2 separate regions of the Homo sapiens genome follow, and region 1 is linked to region 2. A link is a loop called in an ENCODE intact Hi-C map of the cell type or tissue named here. Cell type or tissue: thyroid gland. All regions are shown on one strand. Each heading gives the region's core, and the rest is flanking DNA. Links, peaks and the distances in the headings are about the cores only.

Evidence for each region. A loop is a pair of places that touch in the nucleus more often than their neighbours do. Peaks named below come from ENCODE experiments on the same cell type or tissue, not always from the same donor. Only the 100,000 strongest peaks of a DNase experiment are listed, where the experiment ranks them.
Region 1: it touches region 2 in a loop (5-fold over the local background); 1 of 110 quality-filtered maps calls a loop at or near these places.

Annotation. Positions count from the first base shown.
Region 1 is chr15:37,814,824-37,822,771 of GRCh38, forward strand. No RefSeq gene overlaps it. Among named protein-coding and RNA genes, the nearest start is that of TMCO5A, 120 kb to the right of the region's middle. In thyroid gland, for the core only: no CTCF peak of the experiment used is centred there; a DNase peak (open chromatin) is centred at 4,548; H3K27ac peaks cover 2,866 bases.
Region 2 is chr15:37,767,840-37,775,787 of GRCh38, forward strand. No RefSeq gene overlaps it. Among named protein-coding and RNA genes, the nearest start is that of TMCO5A, 160 kb to the right of the region's middle. In thyroid gland, for the core only: no CTCF peak of the experiment used is centred there; no DNase peak of the experiment used is centred there.

The DNA of each region.
Region 1 (7,948 bases), core at 2,265-6,264, 47 kb after region 2:
GCCTTAGATGTATGTGAGCATGTATATGTGTGTGTAAAAAAGAAGAGAAATAAAACTGCCCTTAATACTGGACCAGGGGCTGTGATTGTCACGTCAGGTAATGAAACCATTACATGCACGGTATTAAGAAGAGACAAGATGCAATTAGCCAAGAAATTACTCTGATCTCAGTGACATTTTCAAAAAATCATAATACAATATACATCGGAAGACGTGATTGACAGCCTAATCCAGTTTTGATGGAACATAGTCCACATACTGTGAGTAAAGCAGTGCATGTCCAGATAAAGCTCACAGCTGTGAATCTCTGATATGTCCTTACAGTCTTGTCACCCAGGAAATTCCTCAGGTTTAAAAGATGATGAAAGTATCGACCATTAATGACAGGATCATCTCCTGCCCTGAAATAAAATGTACTAATCCCTTTTGCTAGGTCTATGAATTCCTAATATAAATTATATAAACTCTAGTAATTCATCTCTGTTAGCACAGTTGTGTTTGGAAATTGTACAGCAGACTTTGCCCTATTTGAAATGCTAGATGAAAGCAAGACATGTTCTTTTAAGCTGCAGCATAAAGTAATTTAACAGAGGGGACAGAATAACTTCTGGGTAATGAGAACTACAGATGTTAAAAAAAAAAAAAAAAAAAGCAAGTTTGAAAGTTCTAAGGTGGTTTGATGGATTTATGTTTCATCTTTTCAAAGAAGCCAGAAATGCAAATGTACAATTTTTAATTAAGCATAGGTCCCTTAATGTTGACTGCTTAAATAAATGACAACAGTTTGCGATTAACAAATAATTACATGGAAATAACAATTATTAATCAGAGACTTTAGAATTTTCAAATAAACAGTATTAATGGATAGCTAAAGATGAGTTACTCAGTTTTATAATTGCATGTGATTACGTTAATGAAATAGTCAAATATAGACCCACATATATATTCTACATTAGATACAGACAATGCATGAGATAGCTACATAGGAACACATAGCAAAAGAGTAAATAAAGGATGTTTGTTATTTCAAATCTACAATTATTCTATGGTAGCAATGCACCTAAAAGGCAATGATGGCACTATCGATGTATTTATAATCTAATTGCTTTAATTATATTTACTGATGTTGATTTTTTATTTTTAAATTTGAAAACTAAGCATTCTTCATACGTAGTTCTTCAGCTACTGCCCCCCACCAAGAACTTTGTTTTACTTGGTATCTGTCACAGTTATTATTCAAGGATAAGTATAGACTAATTAAACTGCTTTCTGAAATGGAACTTGAAAAAATGAAATACATACTTAGGGGTATGACTAAATAGCAATCAGTTTCATTTTTTAAATTAATATAGATCTTATCCATGGGGAGAATAATTACATGATAAAGATGCTGACATTACTCAAAATTGATAACTGTCTTTTGACATACAAATGGCCAACAGGTATATTAAAACAGTATGAAGATTTCTCAAAAAACTAAAAATAGAGCTACCATATGATGCAGCAATCCCACTGCTGAGTATATAACCATAAAAAAGAAAATCAGTATATCAAAAAGATATCTGTACTCCCACATTTACTGCAGCTCTATTTATAATAGTCAATATACGGAAGCAACCTTAGTATCCATGAATGGCTGAAGGCATAAAGTAAAGGTGGTTCATATCCACAGTGGAAATTCCACAATGTGGATATGGACACAGTGGCTCACGCCTGTGATTCCAACACTTTGGGAGGCAAAGGCGGGTGGATCACTTGAGGCCAAGAGTTTGAGACCAGCCTGGCCAGCATGGTGAAACCCCATCTCTACTAAAAATACAAAAATTAGCCAGGTGTGGTGGTGCATGCCTGTAATCCCAGCTACTCCAGAGGCAGAGGCAGGAGAATCACTTGAACCTGGGAGTGGAGGTTTCAGTGAGCCAAGATCATGCCACTGCACTCCAGCCTATATGACAGAGGGAAGCTCTGTTTCAAAAAAAAAAAAAAAAAAAAAAGGAAGAAATCCTGTCATTAGCAATGACATGGATGAGACTGGAGGACATTATGTTAAATCAAATAAGCCAGGCACAGAAAGATAAATATCCCATGTTCTCACTTGTACGTGGCAGCTAAAAAAAAAAAAAAAAAAAAAAAATTAACTCATGGTGTTAAAGACTGGAATATGCTTTCCAGAGGCTGGAAAGAGTAACAAAGTGGGGTGAGGGGATAAAGTGGAGATGGGTAATGGGTACAAAAATACCAGTTAGATACAATGAATAACATCTAGTATTTGGAGGCACAATACAATGACTATAGTTAACAATAATTTATTGTATACTTTAAAATAACAGAGTGAAATTGGAATATTCATAACACGAAGAAATGATAAAGACTTGAGATGATAGAAACCTCAGTTGCTCTGATTTGATTATCACATACTATATGCCTGTATCAAAACATCACATACACCTAATAAATATCTACAACTCTTATGTACTCACAATTGAAAATTAAAAATTTTAAAAATGACAACTGCTCTTTAGAAATTCCTTATACAATTGACAAATCACATAACTCTTTTCTATAATGATACTTTACTTTTAATAGCAATCAACACTTTCCCTCTATTTATTTGACTTATCAATTGGGCTTCAAGTAACTTTATTCTGCTCGCTGAAACCAAAGCTATCTTCAACTGGTAAAGATTTGCTACTATAATGTTATTCAAAAGAATTTGGACAGCACCATTATTTATAATAGCCATCCGTCTACTGGTGAATGAATAACCAAAATTTGGTGTAGCCATACAATGGAAAACTATTCTGCAATGAAAAGGAGCCAGCTGTTGACACATGCTACAACATAGGTGAATGTTTAAAACATGTTTAATATTTAAGGAAAAATTTCCAGTAATACACAATTAAATTGCTATTTTGGAAGGAGGAAAGGGGAGAACAAAGGAGGAAAGGAGGCAGGGAATGAGGCAGGGAGAAAAGAAGGAAGAAATGAAGGGAGAGAAGGTACTCCCCAGTTACCATGTACTCTTAATCACAATTTAGATAACCAAAAGTATACCATATCTACTTTTTGAAATTATTTATATAGGGACAAATTTTCTCACCCAAGTGCTATCTTAAAAAAAAAAAAAAAAAAAACTTGTGTCAACTTTAAAAGCATCATACAATTAATATAAATCAAAAGGACTGAAAATTAATTTAAATGCTACTTATGTAATTAAGGGGGAGCAATAATGGAAAAGCTTGCATAAATAGAATTGCTTCTGAATTTTCTGAGCTAGGATTTTTGTTTTCCACTTAAAGCAAATGTTAAATTTTTTTTTCTGTCAAAATCCTAAATAGCTTTTTGACAGGTTTGTTATGGTTAATTAATTACTTTCATTTGCACTAAGTTGTATACTTGAAGATGAATAGTACATGATAACAAGGCCAGCCTCTGTGAGGGAGACCTTTGGCGGTCTATGCAGTCTGCTGCCTCATTACAGAACTAGCTATCTGCAGGAAGCCTGACTTTGAAAGGTACAGCACGTCCCATAACACCCTCCCCTAACTGAGATGATTGTAGCTTCTTCCGAAAAGTGATGATTAGGAGAGAGAAAAGCAAAACGGAATGCTGTATGAATATTTCATGTAAATGAAAGCAGGCACTTAGCGAACGTGCATCTTGATTGATGCTAGAGTGCCTCTAAACGTCTTGACATTGAAGGGTTCCGACTCTCCTTCCCTCGATGACTGCTTCAAGAGCTGCAGTTAATAGTGGAATACGACCATATTTAGCTGAAGGGCTCTTTATTACAGACTGATATTAAATAAGACCACAGGCCTCGGGTTAGCATAAGTGAATTCTAGATAAAAGAGACTTCAGAGAGAACCCTAAATGAGATATGATAGTTATGTTTTATTTTGGTCTTTATGTTTTCCCTCCCTGGTGCATAATTGTTTATTTCACTTTTAACCCTCCTCAGGAAAGAGCCAAAGGATTCAAATTGCTTTGCAGAAAGAGGCCCAATAAGCAAAAATGGGATGGTGTTAAGATGAATTTGTATATGATCGCGAAATCATTTTATGTAAATAATACTAGTAGTAGTAGTAGTAGTAATAGTAGTAGTAAAAAAACAGGAGAGCCCTCATCATGGGAGTTTTTAGAAATACAGTTTTTTAGAGATAAGTAGCATTTTTCTAAATTTGTACAATAAACCACCAGTCACTTAGCAAGTAAGGAGGCCATCTAAGAAATTTACACAACAGAATAATTTAATTTCAAAATGCAAATTCAAGGTTTTAGAAACTCACATCTATGGCACGAGTGAGAAGAATAGCAGTGATAGGTTTGCTGACATCACACAACACCCCCACCCCTGACCCCAACATTAGAGACTTCAGTCGTTTTCCTCCAGAAAATACTTAGTTGACTGCTATTTGCTTAAATCAGAATTTCAGCCTCCATTGGCTCTTCAGAAATCATTCACCATTGAAGGGTAAATACAGTCTCTATGAGCTGTGACCACCAGAGCTTTCCATCCATGGCTCAACCAGAATAAAGAGCCCAGAGAGAATCACTGGCAATATCCCTGCATACCAGAAGCTCCCAGCACCAGATACCACTTGTCTTCTGTGAGTCAGCTAAAGATAGAGAGAAAGGGAGGGAGCTAAAGGAAGTATCTCAGAAAGCTCACTTAGAAACCTCTAGTTGTGTATAAAAATTCAATTCTACAAAATGATGGGCCACACAAAACCCAGTAACTTGATTTGTACTTTGCTAATGTCCCTTCTCTTCCAATCTCACTCAGAGACTCTTGGGACTCCTTTAAGGGGAGAGTTAATATTTTCATGCAGGAACAAAATAAAATTTGAGGTGTACAGAAACACATACATATGAATTTAAGAATGAAGAACTTGACATGCTCTTGAGTCTGCTAGGATCTGCATCACTGAATCACAGAACTGGAAAAGACTTCAAAATCACTCAGTCCTGTCTCCTGATTAAAGAAAGCAAGGAGAGGAACTTGCCAAAAATCACATACTTATAAGAGTAGCAAAACCGGTCCTAGGTTTTAGATCTTATGATTCTGACTCTTTTTTTTTATGTCACCAAAATCATTATATCATTTATACATATGGCTTTAATTTACATGGTGTGTTTCTTTCAAATATGCAATTTTTAATTCATAATAAACTATCTTTTGTCTTGCAGTATCTGGATCCTTCTCGGCACCTGTTTAAGTCATCAATCCATAGGTAGCAATTTTAGTAAAGAAAATAATACATCACATAACTTACATAAGTTTGCAAAGTACTTCACATTAATTATTCAACTCAGCCCATACAGAAGTCTTGGGAAGCAGGCATTTCTCTACTTTAGAGAGGAAGAAACCTAGTCTTTCCTTAGTGTAAATTAAACTGAGGTTGCGTTCCTTGCTTTAGCTGACAGATACTGTGAATGACAAAAGCAGAGTCTCATTACTACATCTTCTGGCTCCAAGGTTGTTGCTCACTATCCCTCATTCCACTATTTAGTAAGCATCTATTAAATACCTACTATGTGCCAGGCTTCTGATTCAATCCCAAGGTTATATATCACCACGTAAAGACTGGTTCACATTTTTTCTACATTGGAATGAATACAATCTTTCCATATTTGTCCAATCAAATTTTGTCTAATAGCCAATTAGAGTTACCATGTAAGAGCTGACCTTATGCTTGCTTAATTTTTATCTACTATTTTACCTCTGTTTTTCACAGATGCCCCATATGGTACACATATGGCTTCCAACTGAGGTCTTTATGTCTAACTCTAGATACATGGATGCATTGACTTTTCAAATGACATTAGTACTATAAGACAGAACAAAGAAATCCTGCAGTCCTGTCGGCTTTTAGTGAGTTACAAAGCCTGACAGTAACACATGCAGCACTCAGGGCCACAGGAAGCAGGCATGAAAAAAACTGCACACAGCATTTGGAAAATGACAAGTGGTGGATCCCGGATGCCATCATTATTATTATTATTAAAATTAAACAGAGATTTAATCTAACATTCCATGGGCAGTCAGGCAACTGACTTTAATAACTGTAAACTGAGGCTTACATCGTACTGCACTCAACCTAATGCTTTAATTAAGTTTTGAGGCAGCCTCTGACGACAGTCACAGTGCAAACACAGGCCATGAGCTAAAGGCCGCTCTCTGCCTGCCAGAGCGCAGTCCCTGGGAGCCAGGCAGGAGCAGCAGCCATTGACGCCACCGTTAGATATTTATGAAAGAGATGTTCTGAATTTTATCGTAGTGGTATAGATCAATTTTCAGGACAGAGTCCTTAACAGTGTATTCGGAGGCTAGGTACGAAACCAATTTTATCTGCTTCAGTGATATGTGAACTGTATGAGGAAAGAGATCTCCCAACTCTCTGATAGCTTATCTTCCCTGGTGACCATTTATGCATGCTCTTGTAAATATACATATTTTACAAGGGAAGGGAGGGGTAGAGAGATGCTCTTTAAACTCTCCTTTGAGATGACCTTGAAGTAGGAGCATTTGAATCTTCCAGGAAATTAGCAGCCAAGTGTATTTCGATAATGATGGGTGGGTGGGAAGTGCCACTCATAGAACGGGTAATATCCCCGATAACGGGCTCTTGACCAGACGTCTTTCCATCTGAGCCCGTTTCTTCAAGGAGGCAGAGAAGAGCAGGGCTGCCAGGGTCTGGAAGTCAAGTCCTTCCCCTCAACACTGGAGAGCTTAGCTGGTACAGAGGCTATTACAAAAAAAAAGTAACTATGAAAGAGAGGTTGATTTGGAATTTTCTCAAGCATGTAAGTCTAATGAACATCAAGGGAGAAATGAAAGGATGCTTCCAAGCAAATGTACAGGTATTTTATTGTTTTCAGACACCAAACAATATGGCAGGACAACAGCAGTGAAAATCAATCTATGTTTTATGTTGTGTATATCAAGACTACACATCCATACGTAAGCTGCATTTCCCTTCTTTTCTGTTCCCAGGCTGTATGGACACAGGATGCCTCTTTAATTCTTACACACTTTCTCTTTTCAGATGCTTCCCCTCCCACACTTTTGGGTACCCATCTGAAGAGTGATTCCTTTCATACACCCAACACTTGAGCTTCACTATCCAGTGTGCCGATTTCATATGCGTTGCCACGTACTTTCAAATAAGTACTTCTTTACTGCCTAGACCAGAGGTGGGTTAAGTTTTCTGCAAAAGGACAGATAATAAATATTTTAGGTCTTGAGAATCTTATGGTCTCTGTTGCAACAACAACTCTGCTGCCATAGATCATACACAAACAAATGAATGTGGCTGTTTCAATAAAACTTTATTTACGGACCATGAAATTTGAATTTCATGGAATTTCCATGTTTCACAAAATATCATTTTATTTTTTTAATCCAACCACTTAAAAATGGTTGGAAATCATTCTTAGTTTGCAGGCCATACAAAAAAGAGACAGAAGGTGAAATGTGGCCCCTGGGCTATAATTTGCTAACCCCTGGCCTAGAGAAAAGATACAATGTCAGAATTACATGTGCTACCACACTTAGCCTTTTAAAGATATTCCATACAGGTATGTTTTTCCTAAATCATGTACTCTATTTTACAACTATAACCTAACTTAACTTTTACAACACCTTAAGAGGCCAACAATGGACAAAGCATCTGGCCTGGCTTATGGTGAATCACTGCTGTGTGAAACCCTAGGCAGAAAGACAATCAAGTAAGATGGCCAAGAAGAGAAAGAGAACTTTTAATATATTTAATCCACTAAAATATATCATCACACATAGCTTTGGGTATGTGCTCCATTCATAATCATTAGGTAGTCTAAGTTGATCTTTATATACTCTGGCAATCACATATACCTTCCAACTATATCTAGATATGTACATATTTCAGTCAAAATAAATTACAACAAGTAACTCTGACCTTATTAT
Region 2 (7,948 bases), core at 2,550-6,549:
ATTGCTGCACTAATAATTCATTCAGTATATTACATGCCAGCCACGGTGTCAAGCATTTTACATATATTAACTCATTAAATCATAACAACAATACTATGAGATTGGTATCCTTATTATTTCTATTTTACTCGCCCAAGATTGCTCAGTCACTAAGTGATAGCAGGATTCAAATCCTAGCACTCTGACGTGAGTCACATTCTGAATCAGCATTTTATATTGCTTCTTATGATATGCAATATGTGTATCAGTTACGTGTTAATCAGTTCTGGCATTGCTATTACATAAAGAAATACCCAAGGCTGGGTAGTTTATTAAGAAAGAGGTTTAATTGGCTAATGCTTCTACGGGCCGTACAAGAAGCATGATGCTGACATCTGCTTCTGGCGAGGGCTTCAAGGAGCTTGCAATCATGGCAGAAGGTGAAGGGGTGAACTGATTCATCACACAGCAAGAGCAGGACCGAGAGAGAGAGAGACAGAAGCCACACACTTTTAAACAACTAGATCTGATGTGGACTCAGTGTGAGAACTCACTCATCACCAAGGGGACGGTGCTAAGCAATTCATGAGGGACCCATCTGCATGTTCCAAACAATTCCTACTAAGCCCACCTCCGACACCGGGGGTTACATTTCAACATGAGATTTGGAGGACAAACATCCAAGACATATCAATTTGGGATGTTTTACCTCCAAATAACAGAAATCTCAGTCAAAATTGATTTAAAGAAAAGAGGGAGTTTGTCAGACATGGTGGCTCACGCCTGTAATCCCAGCACGTTGGGAAGCCAAAGTGGGCAGATCACTTGTGGTCAGGAATTTGAGACCAGCCTGGCCAACATAGCGAAACCCTGACTCTACTAAAAATACAAACATTGCGGTGGTGCACGCCTATAATCCCAGCTACTCAGGAGGTTGAGGCAGGAGAATCAGTCGCTTAAATCCAGGAGGCAGAGGTTGCAGTGAGCTGAGATCACAGTACTATACTGTAGCCTGGGCAACAGAGAGAGTGAGACTCCGTCTCAAAAAAGAAAAACAAAACAAAAAAAACCAAAGGACTAAGGGAGTTTATGGTCACACTTAACTAAAAAATAGTGTGAGTTTCAAGCACCAGGTGTGTATGCAGCTTCATTCTCTGAAATTCACTCATTCATCTCTGACGTCCTCCTTATGTCAGCTTCATCCCCAGGCAGCTCCCTTATATTATAGTAGTCTCTCCAGGTAGTACCTGCTTATCTCCAAACAGAAGAGAAAGCTTCCTTTCCTCCAAACATTGAATAAAATTGTTAGCCTCTTCTGATTAAGCCGTATGCCCACCTTGTATCATTCACTATGGCCATAGAAATGTGAAGTGCTGATTGTTTTCGGTTTGTTTACACCTCAACAAATTATGGTAGAGTGGATGGGCTTAGGTCAGTCAGGGCCCATTTGTGAAGCTGAGATTACAGCCAATTCCAGGCAAGCTGCATTACAGGGAAATTGGGTTTTTCCAGGAAAGAGAAATGGAGAAATGGAGTCCTGTAGATTTTGCTTTGAATAAAAGAATCCCCATTCAAGCCTAAGGTAAGTGTTCTGTGAAATATACTTTCAAAAATACCATTCCTATTTTTCTTTTTCTTATTCCTGCACCCTCTAGTGTCTTATAACAAAATGGAGAAAAGGGGGTTAGGGAAACTGAAGCCAATGGAGACAATACATCTAAGCCTTGACTTTTCCCTGACAATTTTACCTCTTGTTCCATCAATCCTGACGGTTCCTACAACAGAAATAGACTATAGAACTGTCTTGACAATTTTCAATTGGGAAATAGAAGTGGCTCTGCAATCTATTAATTATTTTAATAAAAAACACCTAACTTCTTCTCTGTATTTTAAACAACCCAAAGGATATGGAACCATAGAGTAGAAGTAAAATCACACTTCCCTTTGCTCACTCTTTCTATTCTCCTTCTCAGAGGTCATCAATTTGGTATATATATATTCCTAAACTCTCCAAATAGATACACACATAAAAATATATCTTTTGTAACATAAATGGGAACATGTTTTTTTTCACTTAGATATACATCTAAGTATATTCCCATCAGTACAAACAGATCTTCATTCTTTTTAACTGCTGCATAGAATATCACAGTATGCATGTACTGTCACTTAAGTTTTTCCAGTTGTGCCTTGGCAAACATGTAAGAATTTCTAATGCTTTTTACTATCTAAAAAAGAAAGGCTCAAATTCCTGCCCCATCCTTGTACTTGCTACTTTTAGCACATGTGAAAGTTTTTCTCTAAGACTACAACCCACCAGTGAAATTGCTTGGTTAAAGGAGTTTGAACACTTTAAATTTTGATAGAATTTACCAAATTGCCTTCCAAAAGACTGCTCCAATTTACACTCCCACCAACAGCGTCTAAGAGTACCTGTTTCTCCACTGGACATTAGCAATCTTTTCGCATTCAATTTCAAAGAGTAATCAACAGGACTCCAGTTAACTCTGTGATGAAAGTGGCTCCCTAACAGCTTTAAGAATGTATCATTAGACACAAAAGAAAACAATTATTTGGTGTGACCTCACTCTGTGATTGGTATTATAATAATAATAATAATAATAATAATAATAAAACCCTCTTGATTGAACAGCTACTTACCTTAGACTTTAAAGGCATTAACTACCTGCCTTACAGTGTTTTTAAGAGGTCAATAAAGGTTATTTATCCCCATTTTGCAGATGCAGATTTTAAAGCATAATAAAGTAAGTAAAAATTTCTACTAGGGTGTGTAGAAGAATGGAAAATAAGAATGCAGTTCTTTTGAGTTTCTACATCTTCATTTTCTGGTGATAAGGCAGCCTCTCAAATCCAAAAACAAAGCTCTGACATGCAACCTTTTATAGCCAGTGAAAATCCAGCTACTTGCCTTAGAAGCAAATTTCTTCCTTAACTCCCACTTAAAGCTGAATCACAACTAAGAAATACAACAGAGTGCAAAGCAAAGAAACTTCAGGTTCAGTTTTTAGACATGTGGTGGCCTTCGCTTCCTCTGGGAAAGGTTACTAGTGTCCTTTCATTGGCTGTCCCTGCTGATGTGGAGGGAAATGAACAGAAAATAAGGTGCAATCTGAAGAATTCAATATTAACTTCTCCTATGCTCCTAGATAGTCATGGAAAAATTCAAGGACTTATAAACTTAAAGTCCCCATAGAGTAGGTGACAGAAACACTGGCACCTTACTTGGGGCACTTTTGTCATCATCGCTTCGAGCTCAGCCCCAGATATATGTCCCAGAGGGAAGCCATGCGGGCTTTAATGCATATCTGGTTTCTTTGCAGAGAAGTCACAACTTACCCAACATACTTGTTCACAGAAAATCTAAATGAAATCTCAGATTGATGACAGCTGGCCCAGGGAAGGCAAGAACACCCCTTCACATGTGGGAGCAAGCTACTTGCACACCTTGAGATGAATACGTTTCTTCTAAGTATTTGGTTGTTTTATAGATTTCAATCTCAGGTCAACAGATTGTAATGGCATCAATACAAATATAAAGCAGTCACAAGGATTGTGACAAAGTGGATTTCTAGACCGGAAATGAATTTTTTCTTAAATTAAGAATGCTTAGCTAGTGTAAGAGTAAATGTCAATATTCTTCTGCAAAGAGTTTTCTTTTCTCTATTTCTGGCTTCAGTACCTTGACTTGGAGGCACAATCCTGTGCTACATCTACCCAGGCTCCATCAACATCCAGTATTCCCTGTCTAAAGCTTTGACACATTTGTCACAACAGCTAAGGTTGAGGAAAGGAGTTGAAACGATTTCACAAGGCTTGTTATGACTCACATGGCCCCTCTGTAGTCCTCTTAACTTCCTTTGTTCCCATCCTTCCAATAAAACATGAGCACCAGCCGTTTCCCCTTGCACAGTGTGAGGCAGAAAGGCTGAAGCCTTTGAGCTGCTGTTCCAGTCTACAGATCATTAGAGCAGATGATACTGTTCAGTACATCAAACCCTTCATGCCAACTTCTAAATGAGGGAGAAAACTGAAGTGATGACAATGATCTATCAGTACCCCTTTTAATAAAGATACTTTTCGTTAATAAAAATGCTCCTTTTAATAAAATTTAAAGAAAATCTTAAGGCCTTAGGACCATGTGGAGAGGGGGTTGGGAGTATAGGTAAGAAGAGAGAGGAGAGTGACTGGAAAAAAATGAAGTGGAGAAGGAATAAAGAAAATAAAGGATACATATTTGGTGTCCTGGGTGTATTATCCTGCTGCTCAATCTCCCACTAAGATCTGTAGCTCTGTGGTTCTTTAGAAGACATCAGATAACTCCAACTGTTTTCTAAAGTTTAAATATCACAGATTGATAGGCCCTGAGTTAGGATGGAGACATCTGTGGTTGAATGTGTCTCTGGGAGACAAGGATAATGACAACTTGTATTTTCAGAGGGTCTTTCTCTCAAAGCAGAAGGCATTTCATACATTTGATCTAATTATACTTCCACAACAATGATGGCATCTGGGAAGAAAGTAGGAGTTGGGACAGTGAGTGTTATGGAGGTAAGGATGTAAATACCATTATCATTATTTCTTGCCTAATGAAAATAAAACATGGAGTGTTTCTAAAAGTGCCCTAAGACACAGTTTTTAAGCTCCTTAGCTGCTCTAATTTTTTATTCAAATAAAAACTGATGCTAAACACTAACATAAAAAACAGAAACAAACCCATCTCTGAAAAAAATAAAATCAATGCTGAACTGCCTTTGATGAAACTGCCTTAGGGTCCTACCTGTCTACTCTTTTTCTCTACTTTTCTCTATCCTTTAAAACTAATAGAAATAAGTATTAGAGAGAAATAATTACTTTCCCAGATGAGGCAATAAAGAAACTACCAATGTAGAATATGAATCAATCTCCCAAATTCTATTCCAGTCAAGCGATATAACCACCCAAGAATGATAAAGAACTAGCACCTGTTGTTACAAGCGAGGGATACAAAGTTTATCTTCACAAACCATCATCACGTACAACCTAGGTATCTTTTTAACACATTTTCCTGTGGAAATAAAATTTATTGAGAAGGATTTTAATAACTGCATGGTAGCATTACATTTGCCAACCACAGAATTATGACTGCTTACCGCAGGCATTCTGAGAACACAGACTGAACTTATTGACATGACTTTTTATTACTGTCTTATAATATAATTGTTACAAATTCTATGAAGGCCAAGTTTTACCAAAGTTTCTGGAAACATCATTTTTGGACTTTCAAATTTGACAAAGGAAAGCCCCACCCTACGTCTATCCTTCTCAGGATGCTAATGCAGTATTGCTAGTAGTAGCAAGTACATGCGTTCATTGAAGGAGATATGAACTAAAAATATGACCCTATGGATCTGTTATGACTAAGAAGGAATGTCTTTCTGTGGCAGCTAAGTGAAGTGACAGTCTGGAGCAGATTCCAAGCAACCCACATCCTCTCTTAGTGCCAGAGGAAGGTTTGCGGCCTAGGATGAAAGTGATATGATAAAAGTGTGTGAAATTCTATCGGAAAACAACTCAAGTGTCCTCATTTATTTTTTCCAACCTGTGTAATGGAATTTTTAACTGTATTTTGCAGGTCCTCTCTACCCAGTGTGACCTCCAAATATGCACTATAGGGAAAATACAACAAAAAATCAAAGGCAAAGCTGGCTTAAGTTCTTGTCTTTTGCTGTTTCTATCAATGCAAATTAAATTTTTAAAATTCTTTTTCTATGATAATCACTTTTACTGTGATTTTTGGTAAGAAACTCAAAATGCCTTGTAGTCCATGAGTCATGGTCTATCTTAGACTGGAGTGTCACCACATGTCTTAGTGTGTTACTAGTAGACCAAAAGCAAAGGCAAAAGGAGAAATTCTAAAGAAAGAGAAAAGTGAGAAGTTGGAAAATACAATAAAAAGAAGTGATTGAGAATATAATGAAAGAAAGTGATTGGGAAGAAAAGGATAAGAAGAATGAGAAAGAGATGAGTTTGAAAGGATTAAGTACCCAGGAATGTCACCTGTGATTATGGACCATCAATCAAATGTTAGAAAAGCCAAACAATATTGTCTATCTACCTGTACATATGAAGAGAATCAGGGAAGTTACGTTATTTTCACACATCATAATCATTATAACACAACAATCTTTTACAAATTGAAAAATAGACTTCAGCAGCTTTATAAGGTATAGCTACTATTGATTATAGACACATAATTATTGAACAATGAATTTTTTATTCATGCTATTTCTGCTCCTCAAACCCACAACAAGTAATTAACAGAATTGGCATTAGAATCTACTCGTTTGTCATTTTTTCTCTAAATCTCGAGGTCCTTGCACTCTCCTAACATTTAATTGAAGGTCTGTACCTAGAGTAGGCAACTTTGGGGCAGTGGAGACACTGCTTGACAATGATCAACAATATTTACACACATGTTCTTATACATCTGTGGCTCCCAAACTTCCTAAGACAGAAGATTTGATTAGGTCAGTCTTTCAGCACCCACAGTGGTGGGCAGGCTTGCTCGTTTCCAGTCCATAAATCTTTGCACCTGGCACTAATCTATGGTAAAATAGTCGTGACAAGCCTTCCTGGGTTCATCTGACTAAATGCATGTGAAATAAGCCATAGCAGGGATAAGAACAAAGAAAGACTGGCAGTGGATCATGCCTGTAATCCCAGCACTTTGGGAGGCCAAGGTGGGCAGATCACGAGGTCAGGACATCGAGACCATCCTGGCTAACATGGTGAAACCCCGTCTCTACTAAAAATACAAAAACTTAGCCAGGCATGGTGGCAGGTGCCTGAAGTCCCAACTACTCAGAAGGCTGAGGCAGGAGAATGGGGTGAACCCGGGAGGTGGAGCTTGCAGTGAGCCGAGATCACGCCACTGCACTCCAGCCTGGGTGACAGAGCAAGACTCCTTCTCGAAAAAAAAAAAAAAAAAGAAAAAGAAAAAAAGAGAACAAAGAAAGATTGGAGGCCACTTCCCTCAAAATCTTGGCAGTTATTTTAAATTTCAAGGGTTCTTCTCTAGAATAAGACCATAAACTTAATCAAAGAATTGGCAAAACATCTGCTCCATAGGTCTTATGTAGCTTGAATGATAGTGGATTTGAAATAGAATTATGAAACTCCATATGTCTGTGGCCGTGGAAGTTATTTAATACTGTTAAACAGGAAGTAGCAGAAAATCTTTAGTTTGGGAAATTACTTTTCAGCACAGATTTATTCAGTATGTTGGCCTTCCAATCAAAAGCTAGAACAAGGCACTGCAGGTCAACAGAAAAAGACAACAGACATAGAGCGCTGGATATCAGATCACAGACAGAGGACAGAGTTCAAGAAACTCACAAATATAGATCAAAGTAATCTTCAGGGCAATAATAAATTGATGGGTGGAATTTTGAGGAATGTATTATAAGGAAGCAAAACTTTGGAAATGCAGTTAGTTTAGACTTTATAGCTAATAAAGTCTGAACTTTGATAATTTTTTCAACTAAAATATTGAGAAATATCTTAATTAGTATTAAAATCCATGATTCAAGGCAATAACCATTTTTGCAAAACAATGTAGAAAAAAATAAAGTTATATACAGAGAACAAATTCAGGACAATAAAAACAGAAATAAATAGCAGAATGGAGACATTTTATTTATGCCTAGTTGGTTAAGCATTTTACTGATTCTTAAAGAAGCAGAATTAGTGGTTGATAGAGAACTATTATGTAGAGCATTTATGATTTATATATCTGCATTCATGATTAAGTTAACATTATGCTGAATGTAATGCAGTTTCCATTTTATAATGTAGGTTTTGTCATTTTCGAACATTTATTTTTATTATAAAACCTCAAGAAAAGGACCTTCTTTCTTCTGGCCTTTCCTTCTCAAATATCGTATTATTTTTCATGAGTTACCCCGCAAAT